Regions from separate parts of the Homo sapiens genome. Here regions 1 and 2 are each linked to region 3. A link is an interaction called in ENCODE POLR2A ChIA-PET data of the cell type or tissue named here. Cell type or tissue: HepG2. All regions are shown on one strand. Links, peaks and the distances in the headings refer to the core of each region. The heading gives the core; the rest is flanking DNA. Region 1 overlaps WDR81 (WD repeat domain 81). Region 2 overlaps SMYD4 (SET and MYND domain containing 4). Region 3 holds the start of RILP (Rab interacting lysosomal protein).

Region 1 (6,194 bases), core at 749-5,748, 87 kb before region 3:
TCACTGTCCTGCGCCTCACTCCCTGCATCAGGCCCCTTCCCACCCTCACTGTCCTGCGCCTCACTCCCTGCATCAGGCTCCTTCCCACCCTCACTGTCCGGCTCCTCACTCCCTGCATCAGGCTCCTTCCCACCCTCACTGTCCTGCGCCTCACTCCCTGCATCAGGCCACTTCCCACCCTCACTGTCCTGTGCCTCACTCCCTGCATCAGGCTCCTTCCCACCCTCACTGTCCTGCGCCTCACTCCCTGCATCAGGCTCCTTCCCACCCTCACTGTCCTGCGCCTCACTCCCTGCATCAGGCCGCCTCCCACCCTCACTGTCCTGCTCCTCACTCCCTGCATCAGGCTCCTTCCCACCCTCACTGTCCTGCGCCTCACTCCCTGCATCAGGCCGCCTCCCACCCTCACTGTCCTGCGCCTCACTCCCTGCATCAGGCTCCTTCCCACCCTCACTGTCCGGCTCCTCACTCCCTGCATCAGGCCACCTCCCACCCTCACTGTCCTGCTCCTCACTCCCTGCATCAGGCTCCTTCCCACCCTCACTGTCCGGCTCCTCACTCCCTGCATCAGGCTCCTTCCCACCCTCACTGTCCTGCGCCTCACTCCCTGCATCAGGCCCCTTCCCACCCTCACTGTCCTGCGCCTCACTCCCTGCATCAGGCTCCTTCCCACCCTCACTGTCCTGCGCCTCACTCCCTGCATCAGGCCGCCTCCCACCCTCACTGTCCTGCGCCTCACTCCCTGCATCAGGCCACTTCCCACCCTCACTGTCCTGCTCCTCACTCCCTGCATCAGGCTCCTTCCCACCCTCACTGTCCTGCGCCTCACTCCCTGCATCAGGCTCCTTCCCACCCTCACTGTCCTGCGCCTCACTCCCTGCATCAGGCTCCTTCCCACCCTCACTGTCCTGCGCCTCACTCCCTGCATCAGGCCGCTTCCCGCCCTCACACCTGCTCCTCACTCCCTGCATCAGGCCACTTCCCACCCTCACTGTCCTGCTCCTCACTCCCTGCATCAGGCTCCTTCCCACCCTCACTGTCCGGCTCCTCACTCCCTGCATCAGGCTCCTTCCCACCCTCACTGTCCTGCTCCTCACTCCCTGCATCAGGCTCCTTCCCACCCTCACTGTCCTGCGCCTCACTCCCTGCATCAGGCTCCTTCCCACCCTCACTGTCCTGCGCCTCACTCCCTGCATCAGGCCGCCTCCCACCCTCACTGTCCGGCTCCTCACTCCCTGCATCAGGCTCCTTCCCACCCTCACTGTCCTGCGCCTCACTCCCTGCATCAGGCTCCTTCCCACCCTCACTGTCCTGCGCCTCACTCCCTGCATCAGGCTCCTTCCCACCCTCACTGTCCTGCGCCTCACTCCCTGCATCAGGCTCCTTCCCACCCTCACTGTCCTGCGCCTCACTCCCTGCATCAGGCTCCTTCCCACCCTCACTGTCCTGCGCCTCACTCCCTGCATCAGGCTCCTTCCCACCCTCACTGTCCTGCGCCTCACTCCCTGCATCAGGCTCCTTCCCACCCTCACTGTCCTGCGCCTCACTCCCTGCATCAGGCCGCCTCCTACCCTCACTGTCCTGCTCCTCACTCCCTCCATCAGGCCCCTTCCCACCCTCACTGTCCTGGAAACTGCTGGGTCTCGACTTTCCCCACCCTGACACCACCAGCAAGATAAGCCTCAGGCTGGGCGTGGTGGCTCATGCCTGTAATCCCAACACTTTGGGAGGCCGAGGCAGGAGGATCGCTTGAGCCCAGGAGTTGGAGACCAGCTTGGGCAACATAGTCAGACTCCATCTCTATTGAAAAAAAAAAAAAAGACAAGCCTCAGTTCACCCCATGGCTCTTCCAAAGGATTTATTGGTCCTATTTACATCTATTGCAAATTGTGAGAAGGCAGCAGGGGCCAACCCCTGGACCTCATCTCTGTCTAGAATGTGAGGTCGCAGGGATGCTTAAGTCTTCCTCTGGCAGAGACCCGAGGTGCAGAGATGATTCTTCTCACCCCTTCTCTCAGGGTCGTGGAGCCCCAGCAGGGGTTCAGGGCCCAGAGGCTGCCCCCTCAGCTGAAGGCACAAACACTGTGGTAGGGGTGGGCAGACAACGCATGGACTCACTCCTGGCAGGCGCCACTGGCCAAGTGCACCTTTTCCCCCTGCTCCTAGCCTCCTTCTTCCTTCCCGTCCCGGTCCCACACTGGCCAGGGCCTGGATGGGTGGCCACTTAAACCCCAGACCCAAGCCCTTAACTCCTGGACCACGGCCAGCCTTCCTTAGGCTGGAATCCAAGCACCATCAGTGCCCTGGACCAGGCCAGCTTCCCTGTCCTAGAGGGATGGGACAGAGAGTGCCCAGCGGGGGCTGAGGGGCTAGAGACCGGCTGGGCAGGGCCAGTCTCCCTTCCCCTTCCCGAGCTTCCCTGTCCTCATGTGGACCCAGAGGGCAGAGCTGGGGAGAAGTGAAGGTAGCAACGCTTCCTCCTGCTCTTAACTTCCTGCTTGCTAGGAGCCCTGTGTCCCCAAGCCATGAATGAGACCCCTCTGGCAGGCTTGGTGGCTCTGGTGATTCAGGGGCCAGGACTCCCCCACTCCATTTGCAGGCCCTAGTTGGCAGGCCATGTGGGCACCCAGGGCGTGGGACCCAGGGCCTCCCTGGAGGGAGCTGCTGCTCAGGGAACAGGGTGAGTGGACACGCGCCCGCAGATGTCTTCCCACCCTTGCCCGGCCAGCTCCTGCCTCAGTCTATGCCAGGAGGCGGATAACCCCGTTGTCTGAGCCCAGCAGGAGGTGGCGTTTAGTGGGCAGCAAGGCCAGGCTGGTGAGCGTGCCGCGGAAGTTCTCAGAGCTGAGCTTCGTGGTGGCCTGCGAGGGTGGCTCAAGCAGGGAGCAGACGCCAATCTTGTTGGACACGGTGCCAGTGACCACCTCGCTGCCGTACAGGTCAAAGGTGTGGATGGGGTCGGATGCTGACTTGTAGTGATGGGTGGGCTTCTGCTCCAGCTCCTTCCAGACGGTCAAGGAATGGTCAGAGGAGGAGCTGACCAGGACGCTGCCCTCCACCGCCTGTCCCGGGAGAGGAGAGCCTCAGCAGGAGCCTGGGTCCTTCTGCATACCCTTGGGCCCCAAGGCCTTCCCAGTTCCCTCCGCAGTTTCTCTCCAGGGAGACAGGCCGTCCTGGGTGGGTGACAAGCCGCCACCCTCCCACACACACCATATTCACGTTGGTTCATTTTAATACGCTCAGCATCCGTAACCCAGTCGTCACTCTAACTTGAGAACTACGCACAGGCATGGTGCCAGGCGTGCACGTGACGACCTTGACCTTCGTAACAACCCTATGCGGTGGATGCTGCCATTGTCCCCATTTCACAAACAGGAAAAGTGAGGCTCAGAGAAGTGAAGTAACCATACCAAGGTCATGGGGCCAGCAAGCAGCAGAGCTGGGATTAACACCCAGGCTGACCCCAGAGCCCTCCTGACACTTTCTTGGAAAGTTAGAATTTGGGGGCACCTTGAGCTGAGGGTTCCCTGGGGCTCTGGAGGGAGCCAGCGACAGCCTGCTGTCAGCAGGGCAATGCAAGACTCCTGGCCTCCAGCCAAGCTGGGGAGGAAAGTCCCAGCTGCCTGCAGAAATCCTCCCACACGAAGCCCTGTTCCTCCCCTCCTGGGCCTCCCTGAGCAGCTCCCCGAGGCCTGTGACTGAGAATGGAGGGAGGGGGAGGGGAAGGAGACGGGGACAGGATCCCCATGCCCAGGCGTGCTCCTGCCCCCAGCCAGGGCAGCCCGGCAGGGCCATGGACTCTGCTCAGCGGTCTACAGGCAGTAAACAGCCTCCCAGCTCAGCTTTATTTAACCTGAACTAGGTCACGGACAGGGCCTGACCCCTGATCCTCCAAGCAAGACAAATATGGACAAGGGTTACTCATTAGAACATCGCCATGAGCAACAGGGTCAGCCCTGCCCCATAGCTCCCGCCCCACTGCCCCGTGGCTCCCGCCCCCATGGCCTGCCTCCTGCTGAGACCCCTGCAGTGCAACTGGCTCCCAAGGTGGACCGAGAGGGCTACCCTCCCTGCCCAGTTAGTCCTGGACCAGGTATATAAGACAGACCAGTTCGAGCCTGAACCCGGGCAGGCAGACCCTAAGCAGGGGTGATGGCTGGACAGGGGCGGGGGTTGGGCAGCAAGGGGAGGGAGACCCGGCCCGTCACCTTGATCTGCAGAATGTCCCCCTCGTGGGCTGGCCAGCCTCGCAGAACCAGGCCTGTGCGGGTGTCCAGGAGCACCATGAAGCCTGAGGAGAAGCCGGCCACGACACTACGGCCACTGGGGCTGATGGCCAGGGCACGGACAAGCCCAGGGTTCAGCCCACCGCCCAGTCGGAACTCGTGCTGCAGGGAGAGGGCGGCTGAGCTGAGGCACCACCTTCCCATCTCACACTCCCCAAGGCCCTGCCCACCACCCAAGCCCACACAGCAGGAAGGCCTGAGCCTCTGACCCTCATCAGGGGGCATGAAAAGCCCAGAACCCCACCCCCATCACAGGCCAGAGTCCTGCCCCGCAGGATGTGTGGCTGTGGGTGATCTAGCACCAAAGAGAAACTAACTAGGGCCCCAGAACAACATCCTGGCTTTCTGTTTTTGGGGAGTCTCTCCTCCTTGCCAGGTCCCCAGAGAACCAGGCGAGTGCTCAGGGAACTGGACCCCCCTGACCTGCAGACCAGGCTTCCTGCAGTCCACAAAGCGCAGGGTAGAGTCAGAGCTGGCCATGGTGATGCTGGTGTGGGGGGCGGGCATGACAGCCACCGCAGTCAGGGGCACCCGGCTGTCCAGCGGCTCCACTGTGCGAAGGGTCTTCCCTGGGAAGGAAAGTCACAGTGGATCTGGGGTCCCAGCAGCTGACGGAAGAGCCCTGGGAGCTTCTAATCCCCCAACTCACCGCACACCTGCCTCCCGTCCCCCAGGGATCCTTAGAAAATGCTAAAGATGTTTCTCTTTTTTTGAGATGGAGTCTCGCTTTGTCGCCCAGGCTGGAGTGCAGTGGTGCAATCTCGGCTCACTGCAACCTCCACCTCCCAGGTTCAAGCAATTCTCTTGCCTCAGCCTCCCGAATAGCTGGGACTACAGGCGTCCGCCACCACGCCTGGCTAATTTTTTGTATTTTTGGTAGAGACGGGGTTTTACCATGTTAGCCTGGATGGTCTCGATCTCCTGACCTCATGATCCACCCACTTTGGCCTCCCAAAGTGCTGGGATTACAGGCGTGAGCCACCGCGTCCGGCCTTTTTTTGTATTCTTAGTAGAGATGGGGTTTCACCATGTCAGCCAGTCTGGTCTCCAACTCCTGGCCTCCCAGAGTGCTGAGATTACAGGCGTGAGCCACTGCATCGGCCTAAAGATGTTTCTTGACTCTCCCACCTTCCTGCTTCCATGGCCCGGCCAGGCTCCCATCCCCAAAGCAACCTCCTCTCTCTGCACAGTGCTGCTGACCCAATGCCACCTCCCTCTGTCTTCCCCGACACCATCCCTTTCCCCCTTTTAACCATATTTCTCCCTATGGTGACGCCAAAAAATAAGCAACCATTGACCAAATATCTGCTACACATGAAGCCAAAACCCTACATGTGTTATCTTCTTCTTTTTTTTTTTTTTGAGACAGAGTCTCGCTCTGTTGCCCGGGCTGGAGTGCAGTGGTGCGATCTCGGCTCACGGCAACCTCTGCCACCTGAGTTTGAGAGATTCTCCTGCCTCAGCCTCCTGTGTAGTTGGGAGTACAGGCACCCGCCACCACGCCCGGCTAATTTTTGTATTTTTAGTAGAGACGGGGTTTCACCATGTTAGCCAGGATGATCTCGATCTCCTGACCTCGTGATCCACCCGCCTCAGCCTCCCAAAGTGCTGGGATTACAGGCGTGAGCCACTGCGCCCGGCTGTGTGTTATCTTCTACGCCAGTTTTTCTGATTCTCAGTTTATAGATGGGAAAGGAGACGCTTCCAGCAGCAGGAACTTGCTCAAGGTCACTCAGCAAGTAAGCCGGTGGAGCCAATTCAGACTCAAGTCTAACAGATTCGAAGCCCTAACTGTTCTCCTAGGCGGCCTCGCTGGGTCTCCCCAAACTCCGCAGCATTACAGCCCCACCCTCGGGCCCCCTTCCTGGAGGCCTGGTGGGGCGCAGGAGCAGGAAGAGAACAGGCCTC
Region 2 (6,194 bases), core at 354-5,353, 160 kb before region 3:
CAGCCTGGGCAACAAAGTGAGACTCTGTCTCCAAAAAAAAAAGTACAAAGAATTGGTGAATTCTTCCAAATTTCGCAAGTGTTAACGTTTTACTACATTTACTTTATGATTCATTCTCATTATCTCTCTTCTGTCAGCCACTCAAGTATTTTCAGCAGTTGAAGTGGAGAATACTCCTTGATTCAAAAGACACCATATATTAGTCTCATTTTCCAGACTCAAGATCCTGGCTGGGCCCAGTAGCACATGCCTGTAATCCCAACACTTTGGGAGGCCCAGGCAGGCGGATCACTTGAGGTCAGGAGTTCAAGACAAACCTGGCCAAAATGGTGAAACCCTGCCTGTACTGAAAATACAAAAATTGGCTGAACGTGGTGGTGCATGCCTGTAATCCCCGCTACTCGGGAGGGTGAGGCAGGAGAATCACTTGAACCCAGGAGACAGAGTTTGCAGTGAGCTGAGATTGCACCACTGCACTCCAGCCTGGGTGACAGAGCGAAACTCTGTCTCAAAAAAAAAAAATCTTTTATGATGTATGATCCGAGGGATGGTTCGTTGGCCAATAATTATGAGATAAAGAATAAAAAATTAGCCTTCAGTCCTCTAAATAGAAATTCTGGCCAGGTGCGGTGGCTCACGCCTGTATTCCCAGCACTTTGGGAGGGTGAGGCAGGTGGACCATTTGAGGTCAGGAGTTCGAGACCAGCCTGGCTAACATGGTGAAATGCTTTCTCTACTAAAAATACAAAAATTAGCTGGGCCTGGTGATGGGCGCCTGTAATCCCACCTATTCAGGAGGCTGAGGCAGGAGAATCACTTGAACCAGGGAGGCGGAGGTTGCAGCGAGCCGAGATCATGATTCTGCACTCCAGCCTGGGTGACAGTGAGACTCCATCTCAAAAAAAAAAAAAAAAAAAAAAAGAAATTCTGCTGATCATTTGAGCCCAGGAGTTCAAGACCAGCCTGGGCAACATGGCAAAACCCCACCTCTACTAAAAGTACAAACATTAGCCAGGCCTGGTGGCACACATCCTCCCAATTAGTGCCAGCTACTCAGGAGGCTGAGGTGGGAGAATCATCTGAGCCTGGGAAGTCAAGGCTGCAGTGAGTGGAGATGGCACCACGGCACTCCAGCCTGGGTGACAGAGTGAGACCCTGTCTCAAAAAATTCTGGTCCCTGTGTCTCTGAGACTATGAGATTTCTTTCCTCTAATCACATTGCACAATGTACATATCCTCATGTGTGTGAAATGTTTTGCGGGCCCACTTTCTTGTTTTGAGGGCAATGGTTTAGAGCTTTCCTTGAAATAACACATTTCTGCTTACTTTGTTTCCTCCTTTCTTCATGCAGACCTGAGGATGAGCTGTTTCTAAAAAGACTTTCTAAAGGTTACTTGGTGGGAAAGGACTCGGACGCTCCTCTTTTCTACAGAGAAGAAGGAAACAAAAAATTTCAGGAGAAAGATTACACAGGAGCTGCAGTGCTGTACTCTAAGGTAAAACACTCCCAGCTCAAGCAATTTATTATTTATTTTTCTCTGAGACAGAATCTTGCTGTGTTACCCAGGCTGGAGTACAGTGGTATAATCTCAGCTCACTGCAACATTCGCCTCCTGGGTTCAAGCGATCCTCCCACCTTAGTCTCCTGAGTAGCTGGGATTACAGGCATGTGGCACCACGCCCAGCTAATTTTTGTATTTTTAGTAGAGATGGGTTTTCGCCATGTTGGCCAGGCTGGTCTCAAACTACTGACCTCAGGTGTTGCGCCCGCCTCAGCCTCCCAAAGTGCTGGGATTACAGGCATGAGCCACCATGCCCTGCCCAGCCCAGCAATGTAACAATGCGTGTTTCTTCAGGAGATGGACCCATATTGCTAAATTGTATAGCCAGTGTTATCTTTGTCTATAATTTATTGAATGGATTTGAAAAAGAAACCTGGCGGAATTCTGCTGTGGTTATAGTCTGAAACAAAAGGTAGTTTTTAGGCCCAGCACAGTGGTTCACACCCGTAATCCCAGCCCTTTGGGAGGCTGAGTCGGGAGGATCACTTGAGGCCAGGGGTTCAAGACCAGCCTGGACAATATAGGGAGACCCCTTCTCCACACACACAAATTTTTTTTAAATTAGCCTGACTAGTGGTGGCATGCATCTGTGGTCCTGAAACGGAAAAAGTTCCCTTGTTCCCCTCGCAGGGCGTGCGATGGAGGTGTGGCTCGCTTCCTCCGTGCCCTGCTACTCAAACCTCTAGGGGAGCATATAGATGGGCAGGCTGCGGGGCTCCGACCCCAGGGCAGTGTCTAGGGATGAATGTTTACAGTTGAAGCCCCAGTGGGCGTGTGTTACAGGGTGCTCTTTTAGTTTGCTGTCTATACGCGGCTTGTGTTAACCAGCTCAGTTAAACTCTCCACCTTGTCGCAAGGACAGAGGGCTTCCTGTATCCCGGGTTCTTGCCTTGGTGTGCTGGAAGAATCGGATCACACGTGGGCTTTAAGAATGAGTGCAAGGTTTTATTGAGTAGAAGTAGCTCTCAGCAGGTTGGGAGCCAGAAGGGAGATGGTTTTCCCCTGGAGTCAGGCCACTCAGAGGCCCACCTCTTTACCAGCTGCTCTGGCCAAAGTCCGTGTCCTTCTGCACTGGTCGATGGCATGCCGATGCCTGTCGGCTGCTCTTCCGCCGGCATACTCCTGACAACATCCAGCTGCTTATGTGTCTGCCTGCTAGGGTCTTGGGTTTTTATAGGCCCAGGCTGGGGGGCGTGGCAAACCAGGGTGGTCTTGGAAAATGCAACATTTGGGCGCGAAGGCGGGAGTGCTTGTCCTCACCTGGGTCAGTGGACACAGGCCCAAGGGTGAAGCCCTACCCAGGGACCCGCCTTTCTCTACACAGCAGTTCCCTGCCCCCCTCCCATATCAGTCCCAGCCAGTCAGGAGGCTGAGGCAGGAGGGTCACTGAGCCCGGGAGTTCCAGGCTTCAGTGAGCTGTGATCACTGCAACATTTGCCTCCCGGGTTCAAGCGATCCTCCCACCTTAGTCTCCTGAGTAGCTGGGATTACAGGTATGCGGCACCACGCCCAGCTAATTTTTGTATTTTTAGTAGAGATGGGTTTTCGCCATGTTGGCCAGGCTGGTCTCTGCACTACCCTGGGTGACAGAGTGAGACCCTGACTCAAAAAAAAAAAAGTAATTTATGTGTTCTGAATTTCTTCAAGAAACTTCTATTTCCATATTCCTTCCGATACCCTGTAGCAGTAAGCTTATGGGCCCCTCGCCTGCCTTGCCCATGTCTGTCAGCCCTTGTTGAACTACATGCCATTTTTGTCTGAATGTCTGATGAGACTGTTAGCTTGATAGAATTAGTAATCTATTATTCTTGGCTGGGCACAGTGGCTCACACTTGTAATCCCAGCCCTTTGGGAGGCTGAGGCAGGAGGATTGTTTAAGCCCAGGAGTTCAAGACCAGCCTGGGCAACATAGCAAGACCCCATCTGTAAAATAACGTATAAATGGGCCGGACACAGTGGCTCACACCTGTAATCCCAGCATTTTGGGAGGCCGAGGTGGGTGGATCAGGAGATTGAGACCGTCCTGGCTAACATGGTGAAACCCCATCTCTACTAAAAATACAAAAAATTAGCCGGGCACGGTGGCGGGCGCCTGTAGTCCCACCTACTCAGGAGGCTGAGGCAGGAGAATGGCGTGAACCCGGGAGGCGGAGCTTGCAGTGAGCCGAGATCGCGCCACTGCACTCCAGCCTGGGCGACAGAGCGAGACTGTCTCAAAACAATAATAATAGGCCGGGCGCGGTGGCTCACGCCTATAATCCCAGCACTTTGGGAGGCCGAGGCGGGTGGATCACAAGGTCAGGGGTTTGAGACCAGCCTGACCAACATGGTGAAACCCCGTCTCTACTAAAAATACAAAAAAATTAGCTGGGCGTGGTGGCGGGCGCCTGTAATCTCAGCTACTCAGGAGGCTGAGGCAGGAGAATTGCTTGAACCCGGGAGGCAGAGGTTGCAGTGAGCCGAGATCGCACCACTGCACTCCAGCCTGGGCGACAGAGCAAGACTCTGTCTCAAAAAAAAAAATAATAATAATAATAACAATAATAATAATGTATAAATGACTCTTATTGTCCTGCTTTCATAGTAAGAACTGGAACAAGATCCCCTGAGCAACTTCCTTCCGTAGCTTTTAAGATACTTATATGGGCTTAAAGCAGGAGTATGACAATCTCTTGCACCAGTTCTGTGACCTTGGATATTAAAAGAATAAGTTTAAATTTGAAGGGTAGGCTGGGCACAGTGGCTCACTCGTGTAATTCCAACACTTTGGGAGACCGAGGCGGGAGGATTGCCTGAGCCCAGGAGTTCAAGACAGGCCTAGGCAACACAGCGAGGCCCTGTCTCTGTTAAAAACAAAATTTGTTTTTCATTTGAAGGGTGTACATCCTACTCTGAATCTTTAACAGGTTTATGCTTGAACGTGCTTGAAGTTTGGGATTAATTTTCCAAAAACGATCACACCTACAACAGCAGCTTCTACAGCTGATAAAATCCCTGCTTTGTAGTGTTGTAATAAAGTATTTAGCTAAATAATGTAAGCTTTAGTGGTTGCTGAGGGATTAAAGTCCATTAGGTGTAATGATCCAGTGATAAATGGCTTAATAGTTCTTTTTTCAGAGCTAATCTCTTCAACTTTATGTATGTGCATCATAAATGTGATCACATGGGAAGTTCTTCAAGGAAAACAGGGAAAATAAAAACTGAAGCCAGAGAAAAAATTAAGGTTTGCTCTGAATGTGGAGGGAGATGAGCCTTCCTATTTCATGAAGCCAGTATGTTGGTGATTATGGTACTCTGCAATTTTCTAGAAAGCTGCTATTTTCTTTCTTTTTAAAAATATTTGTTGTTTTTGTCTGATTGTAAAAGTAATATATGTTTACTTCGGAAAGTACAGAGGAGCATAAAGAGTAAAAAAAAACCTCATAACCAGTGATAGGCACTGTTAACATTTTTGCTTACGTCCATCCAGCCAGACTTTTTCCTCCGAAAATACGTTTTTCTTTTACAAAATTGGGATAATGCTGCACTTTCTCTTTTGTGACCTGCTTTTTTCCTTCGACAATTGATTGTGCCCATTTTCTCATGTTATTAAATTTTCCACTGGAACATGGTTCTTTACGGCTGGCTTAGTGTTCCATGACAGAGAAAAAACCGTACTTGATTTCACATCTCCTAATGTTGGCAAATTGTTCGGGATCATAATACTGCAATGAGCATCTTTCTATGTAAATATGTGTATATATCTGATTGCTTGCTTAGGATAAATTCCTAGAAGGGTAATTGCTGGGGCAGAAGGAATGTATTTTTTAAGGTCTTTGGTATTTGATGCTGAATTGTTCTCCAGGAAAGAACTAGTTAACATCCCCTCTGGCAGACTATGGGGATATTAATTTCTCCATATCCCAAGCAGTACTGGTTGTGATGATTACGGTTTTATTATTATATCGATTTATTTGTGAGGAGGGAATCTGTTCATGTAGATTTTAAAAGTGCAAGAGTGTCCAGCGTCATCTGCCTCTCCTGTCCCCTGACCACATGATTTTCTGTTCCCATAAACTAGCACTGTTGAGTATATTTCCAGAGCATACTCCAGGCGTGTGTAAATACAGCCTTCCACTCCTGCACACACACCGTGTTTTTACATCAGTAACATTCTGCGCATATTGTTCAGCACCATGCCTTTTCCACTTAACAGTAATAATTTAAAGGTCATTCCATTTCAGTACATAAAGAGCGTCCTCAGGCCGGGCGCGGTGGCTCGCACCTGTAATCCTAGCACTTTGGGAGGCTGAGGCAGGTGGATCACCTGAGGTTGGAAGTTGAAGACCAGCCTGGCCAAAAGGGCGAAACCCTGTCTCTACTGAAAATAGAAAAATTAGCTGGGCGTGGTGGGGCCTGCGCCTATACTCCCAGCTACTCAGGAGGCTGAGACAGGAGAATCGCTTGAACCCTGGTGCGGGGTTGCCGGTGTGGGGGCCGGGGGGGGCGGTACGCGGAAGTTTTAGTGAGCCAAGAACACGCCACTTCACTCCAGCCTGGGCGAAAGAGCGAAACTCTGTCTCAAAAAAAAAAAAAGCATCCTCATTCTTTATGATGGCTACATGGCGTTCCATTAAATGGATGTATCAATTT
Region 3 (6,194 bases), core at 753-5,752:
TGTCAACAAGCATGGCGATGAGATCATCACCTCCACCACCAGCAACTATGAGACCCAGACTTTCTCATCCAAGACTGAGTGGAGGGTCAGGTACTGTCGGGCAAGAGGGTGGGGATGGAAAGGCCGGCTGCACTACCTAAGGTGCTGGGCTGAGCGATGCTGACACTCCCTGCCTGTTTTTAGGGCCATCTCTGCTGCCAACCTGCACCTAAGGACCAATCACATCTATGTTTCATCTGACGACATCAAGGAGACTGGCTACACCTACATCCTTCCCAAGAATGTGCTTAAGAAGTTCATCTGCATATCTGACCTTCGGGCCCAAGTGAGTAAGTGGACTCAGCTAGGCCACAGTGTGTGCCCAACTCATTTTGTGCCTAAAACTCAGACCTGAGATTGTCTGGAACTTGAGATGCTGGTTTCAAGATTCATGGATGAGTAATTATACAAGGATAGCCAAAACAACGAGGTGGGTTTTGGCCCCATGAGATAGCAAAAGCTGTGGCAGCTGAGAGAAGGTAGTAATTGTAGTATTGGCCTGATAGTATTTGGAAGAGAACAGATATGGTCAGAAACAAATTCCTGACCAGGTGTGCGTGCTGGCTCATGCCTGTAATCCCAACACTCGGCTGGGCACAGTGGCTAATGCCTATAATCCCAGCACTTTGGGAGGCCTAGGTGGGTGGATCACCTGAGGTCAGGGGTTTGAGACCAGCCTGACCAATATGGTGAAACCCTGTCTCTACTAAAAATACAAAAAATTAGCCAGGCATGGTGGCATGCGCCCGTAGTTGCAGCTACTAGGGAGGTTGAGACAGGAGAATTGCTTGAACCCGGGAGGTGAGGTGGAGCTTGCAGTGAGCCAAGATTGCATCACTGCACTCCAGCCTGGGCAACAGAGCAAGACCCCGTCTAAAAAAACAAAACCAAAAAAAACGTGGCTGTAGTCCCAGCTACTCAGGAGGATGAGGTTGCTTGAACGCAAGCAGTGAGCTTTGATGACCCCACTGCACTCCAGGCTGGGCACAGTGGCTCATGACTGTAATCCCAGCACTGTGGGAGGCCGAGGTGGGCAGATCTTTTGAGCCCAGGAGTTCGAGACCAGCCTGGGCAACATGACGAAATGGAGTCTCTACAAAAAAAAAAAAAAAAAACTAGCCAGGCATGGTGGCATACACCTGTAATCTCAGCTACTCAGGAGGCTGAGGTGGGAGGATCACCTGATCCTGGAGGGTGGTGAGTGTAGTGAGCTGAGATCATGTCACTGCCTGCTAGCCTGGGTGACAGAGTGATACCCTGCTTCAAAAAAGAGAAAAGATGCATAACTTTACTAGTGTATCAGGGATATTATAGTTTATAAAACATCATTTTGGGCCAAGGTGGGTGAATCACTTGAGGTCAGGAGTTCAAGACCAGCTTGGCCAACGTGGCGAAACCCCGTCTCTCTTAAATATATGAAAATTAGCGGGGCATGGTGGCATGTGCCTGTAGTCCCAGCTACTCAGGAAGCTGAGGCAGGAGAATTGCTTGAACCCAGGAGGCGGAGGTCGCAGTGAGCTGAGATCACACCACTGCACTCCAGCCTTGCTGACAGAGTGAGACTCCATCTCAAACCCACTATTTAGTGGCTGTCAGGTTGGCAAATTTGAAAAGATTGTTAATATCCTGTGTGGGTGAGTTTATAGTAAACAGATCCTCTTTCTTTCTTGGTGATAATGTAAAACTTAAAATAGCACCAAGTGCTGGTTTTCCAGATGTTTTCAGCTTGTGAAAATACACTGAGCTGCATGTGTGCTCATTTGCTTGTGAATACTATGCTTAATAATCAGCTGGGGAGCTTGTGAGCAGTGCAGATTCCTGGACCCCACTCAGGAGATTCTGATGTGGTAAGTCCGCGATGAGGTCCATGTCTAACATTTTGAACAAGCACCCCAGCTGATTCTGATACAGGGGGTTCTGATCACGTTTTAAGAAACTCTGTCCTCGTTCTTGGGGGAAGGAAGGAAACAGAGGGCTGGCAGCTCCAACTCTGACCTGGTACTAAGAAGAGTTTTGGTTCCTGACCCCTTTGTCTCCAGATTGCAGGATACCTATATGGGGTGAGCCCACCAGATAACCCCCAGGTGAAGGAGATCCGCTGCATTGTGATGGTGCCGCAGTGGGGCACTCACCAGACCGTGCACCTGCCTGGCCAGCTGCCCCAGCATGAGTACCTCAAGGTAATGGGGAGTGATGGAGCCTGGGAGTGTGGAAAAGCTGGTGCGATTCCTGTCTGTGGATGGGATTCAGCTCTGTACTCCTCTTTACCTATAGGAGATGGAACCCTTAGGTTGGATCCACACTCAGCCCAATGAGTCCCCGCAGTTATCACCCCAGGATGTCACCACCCATGCCAAGATCATGGCTGACAACCCATCTTGGGATGGCGAGAAGACCATTATCATCACATGCAGGTGGGCCTGGGCTCCTTGGGAGGAAGTATGGTGGGGCAGGGATTGCAGGCCAGGGCCCAGAACAGTGGCCTGAGCTGTTACTCTGTCCTCGTTCCTCCCCCAGCTTCACGCCAGGCTCCTGTACACTGACGGCCTACAAGCTGACCCCCAGTGGCTACGAATGGGGCCGCCAGAACACAGACAAGGGCAACAACCCCAAGGGCTACCTGCCTTCACACTATGAGAGGGTGCAGATGCTGCTGTCGGACCGTTTCCTTGGCTTCTTCATGGTCCCTGCCCAGTCCTCGTGGAACTACAACTTCATGGGTAAGTGGGAGGAGCCTGGGGATGTGGGGATAGCAGTAGGGATAAGGTGAGGCCATCGCCCTTTGCACTTGGGGCCTGGCTGGCTTGGAGGTGGCGCAGGCTGCATGAGGCAGGAGCCCTGTTAACATTGGCTGTTTCCTTCTCCCCGAAGGTGTTCGGCATGACCCCAACATGAAATATGAGCTACAGCTGGCGAACCCCAAAGAGTTCTACCACGAGGTGCACAGGCCCTCTCACTTCCTCAACTTTGCTCTCCTGCAGGAGGGGGAGGTTTACTCTGCGGATCGGGAGGACCTGTATGCCTGACCGTTTCCCTGCCTCCTGCTTCAGCCTCCCGAGGCCGAAGCCTCAGCCCCTCCAGACAGGCCGCTGACATTCAGCAGTTTGGCCTCTTTCCCTCTGTCTGTGCTTGTGTTGTTGACCTCCTGATGGCTTGTCATCCTGAATAAAATATAATAATAAATTTTGTATAAATAGGAGTTCAGGGGCTGGTTTGTTTTTTTTTTCCCCCCCAAACTCAAATTCTGGATTTAGGTCTAACAGGAGGCTGGACTGGAGCGGTTCACAGCAAGATGCTGGGCTCGGCTGTGAAGGGGGGAGTATGAGGCCCCCTTCCTATTCAGGGCTTTGGGGTAGATAGCCCCTGGACTCAGTGGAGACCTGAGGCAGGGCTGGGCTTTCACACTCCGCTGCCTTGACCACATTTGCTGCTTTTTCCACAAAACTACTTGGAAGCTCTCGCCTCCTTTCCACAGTTTTGGGAGCAGTTGCCCTTTCCCGGGTCTAGGAACTCTGTGGCTTGTGCTGAGCGGCTGCGGTGTCCAGCCCAGCCCTTTAAGCTTTCTGTGTCAGTCCTGGTCAGGAAAACAAGCACACAGGCAGGCAGTTTGTGTACAGCCGGGCGGAGGCCAGAGACCGGCTGCCTACCTGTCACCTCTCGCCTGGAGCGGGCCACTGCCAAGTTGGCCCCATGACTCCAAACGGGCGGAGCCTGGATTGGGCCTGTGGGGAGGGCTCCACTCAAGTGACCACTTGCAGCCCTGAACCTCAGCTCTTGGACGCCTGGCTGGAAGTTGGCTGTCTTGTTTCCTGTGACCTTGGGGGTGGAAAGGACAGAGCCCAGGCGACCTAGGGCACTATCTCCCTACCCCACGCCTTCTCCCTTCCTCGTTCCTCCCTACCCTTATCGCTTCTACCCCGCCCACACCGCCCTAAACGGCTTCCTGGGGCGGAACTGTTTCGCTTTTCCCCGTCCCAGTGGAGGGTGGGGTGGGGGGGTCGCAGCCCTAAGCCTCTGGGAGACATGGAGCCCAGGAGGGCGGCGCCCGGGGTGCCTGGCTGGGGGTCTCGGGAGGCCGCGGGGTCGGCATCGGCCGCGGAGCTTGTGTACCATCTAGCCGGGGCCCTGGGCACTGAGCTGCAGGATCTGGCGCGCCGTTTCGGGCCGGAGGCGGCGGCCGGGCTGGTGCCGCTAGTGGTGCGGGCGCTGGAGCTCTTGGAACAGGCTGCCGTGGGGCCCGCCCCGGACTCGGTGAGTCATGGCCCTCCCTTCGCCACCCACGGGGCCGGCAGGGCCGAAGCCTGAGACCCGGGTCTCCCCAGCTGCAGGTGTCGGCGCAGCCGGCGGAGCAGGAGCTGCGGCGGCTGCGGGAGGAGAACGAGCGCCTCCGCAGGGAGCTGCGCGCGGGGCCACAGGGTAAGCGCAGCCCCGGCCAGGGCAGGGCGGGTGACGACCTGCTCGGGTCCTCCCCTCCCTCCCGCGGGCCGCGCGCCGCCGCCGCTAAGAACGCCCCTTCCTCAGAGGAGCGCGCGCTGCTGCGGCAGCTCAAGGAGGTCACGGACCGACAGCGGGACGAACTCCGGGCGCACAACCGCGACCTGCGGCAGCGCGGCCAGGAGACCGAGGCGGTGAGGGCGGGGCGGGGCTCTGGGGCGGGGCGGGGGCGGAGCGTGGCAGGCGCTGGGCGGGGCTCCGGGGGCGGGGGCGGAGCGAGGCAGGCGCTGGGCGGGGCTCCGGGGGGCCCTCGGTGCCCCGCCCACCCCACCCTTTGCTCCGCTCCCAGTTGCAGGAGCAGCTGCAGCGCCTCCTGCTGGTGAACGCTGAGCTGCGGCACAAGCTGGCGGCCATGCAGACCCAGCTGCGCGCCGCGCAGGACCGCGAGAGGGAGCGCCAGCAGCCTGGCGAAGCCGCGACTCCGCAGGCTAAAGAGCGAGCGCGGGGGCAGGCCGGGCGGCCCGGGCACCAGCACGGACAGGAGCCCGAATGGGCGACCGCCGGCGCAGGCGCCCCAGGGAACCCTGAGGACCCGGTGAGTGCCGTATGAGGGCAAGGACCCAGCCCAGGACGCAGCGTCCAGCCCTCGGTGGGCACTCAAGCAAGGTTTGCATGCTGCACAGCAGGTCGGCCAGGAAGCGGGGAGGTGGCAGACAGATCTGCGCCCCCGGCCGGCCTCGGCCCCCGCTCTCAGCTGGAGCACTGCTCTGTTATCTGTTAGGGCACCCTTGTCCCCCAAGTCTCCCGGCCCGTCACTTCCTCTAGCATTCCCATGATGGCCCTGGGGCGGGGGAACGCCAGCCGAGGCGACCCTCTGACTGTGCCTGTCCTTCCAAAGGCGGAGGCCGCGCAGCAGCTCGGGCGCCCCTCGGAGGCAGGGCAGTGCCGCTTCAGTCGGGAGGAGTTTGAGCAGATCCTTCAGGAGCGGAATGAACTCAAAGCCAAAGTGTTCCTGCTCAAGGAGGAACTGGCCTACTTCCAGCGGTGAGGACGCTGGGAAGCCGGGGGGCCTCCGATCACCCCACCTCATTCTCCAGTCATTGACATGTCCACAGTGACATGTGCCAGGCCTGCGCTGGGAACTGGGAGGACATGAATTGTACAGCCCTTGCCCTCCTGCAATGTCATCCAGACAGGGGAGAGGGACAGTACAAAGGGTTGCAGCTGCAGCAGCCAGGGAATCTCTCCTAGGAGGGGGCCACGGGGCCACCTAATTTAAGGTCTGAGGGTGTCAGCAAGGCAGAGCGCTTCCCGTGTTCAGGGAAGAGCTGCGTGCACAGGTACCAGGAGTGAGGACTGCGGCTGGCATCTCCACTGCTGGCATCCCCATGGCTGGCATCACCAGGGCTTTCTCCCTCCCTGCCCCTTTTCTTTAGGGAGCTGCTCACAGACCACCGGGTCCCCGGCCTTCTGCTCGAGGCCATGAAGGTGGCTGTCCGGAAGCAGCGGAAGAAGATCAAGGCCAAGATGTTAGGGACACCAGAGGAAGCAGAGAGCAGGTAGGTCCCTGCCTGCATTCCCACGGAGCCAGGCCTCCCTCCCTCATTCTGCTGAGCCTGATGACCCAGCCTGGTCACCCTCTGAGCCCATTGTCTCAGACTGAGGCTGTCACCCCAACCCGGTCACCCCTTGAGCCTCCCTAGCCTGGCCGCTTCTAGGGC

What was found. ChIA-PET counts read pairs that join two places held together with the same protein. Peaks named below come from ENCODE experiments on the same cell type or tissue, not always from the same donor. Only the 100,000 strongest peaks of a DNase experiment are listed, where the experiment ranks them.
Region 1: POLR2A ChIA-PET joins it to region 3 with 14 read pairs; 5 of 35 experiments call an interaction of 5 or more read pairs at or near these places.
Region 2: POLR2A ChIA-PET joins it to region 3 with 18 read pairs; 8 of 35 experiments call an interaction of 5 or more read pairs at or near these places.

What each region holds. Positions count from the first base shown.
Region 1 is chr17:1,734,233-1,740,426 of GRCh38, reverse strand. WDR81 (WD repeat domain 81) reads right to left here. Exons shown (of 10, transcript NM_001163809.2): 8 at 4,710-4,855; 9 at 4,209-4,388; 10 at 1,842-3,062. The coding sequence ends at 2,742. Among named protein-coding and RNA genes, the nearest start is that of SERPINF2, 5.5 kb to the left of the region's middle. RefSeq lists a silencer at 3,498-3,792 and enhancers at 4,033-4,548, 4,549-5,066. In HepG2, for the core only: no CTCF peak of the experiment used is centred there; DNase peaks (open chromatin) are centred at 3,366, 3,826 and 4,446.
Region 2 is chr17:1,807,273-1,813,466 of GRCh38, reverse strand. It overlaps SMYD4 (SET and MYND domain containing 4), which reads left to right. Exons shown (of 11, transcript NM_052928.3): 3 at 1,352-1,496. Among named protein-coding and RNA genes, the nearest start is that of SMYD4, 20 kb to the left of the region's middle. In HepG2, for the core only: no CTCF peak of the experiment used is centred there; a DNase peak (open chromatin) is centred at 2,646.
Region 3 is chr17:1,647,673-1,653,866 of GRCh38, reverse strand. It overlaps RILP (Rab interacting lysosomal protein), which reads left to right and starts at 4,001. Exons shown (of 8, transcript NM_031430.3): 1 at 4,001-4,290; 2 at 4,362-4,455; 3 at 4,561-4,667; 4 at 4,823-5,068; 5 at 5,372-5,517; 6 at 5,910-6,032. The coding sequence starts at 4,063. It overlaps PRPF8 (pre-mRNA processing factor 8), which reads left to right. Exons shown (of 43, transcript NM_006445.4): 38 at 1-90; 39 at 184-325; 40 at 2,079-2,219; 41 at 2,314-2,453; 42 at 2,557-2,759; 43 at 2,911-3,238. The coding sequence ends at 3,065. RefSeq lists an enhancer at 2,254-2,764 and a silencer at 4,398-4,692. In HepG2, for the core only: CTCF peaks have their summits at 4,443, 4,887 (motif pointing left) and 5,407; DNase peaks (open chromatin) are centred at 3,776, 4,426 and 4,876; H3K4me3 peaks cover 2,133 bases.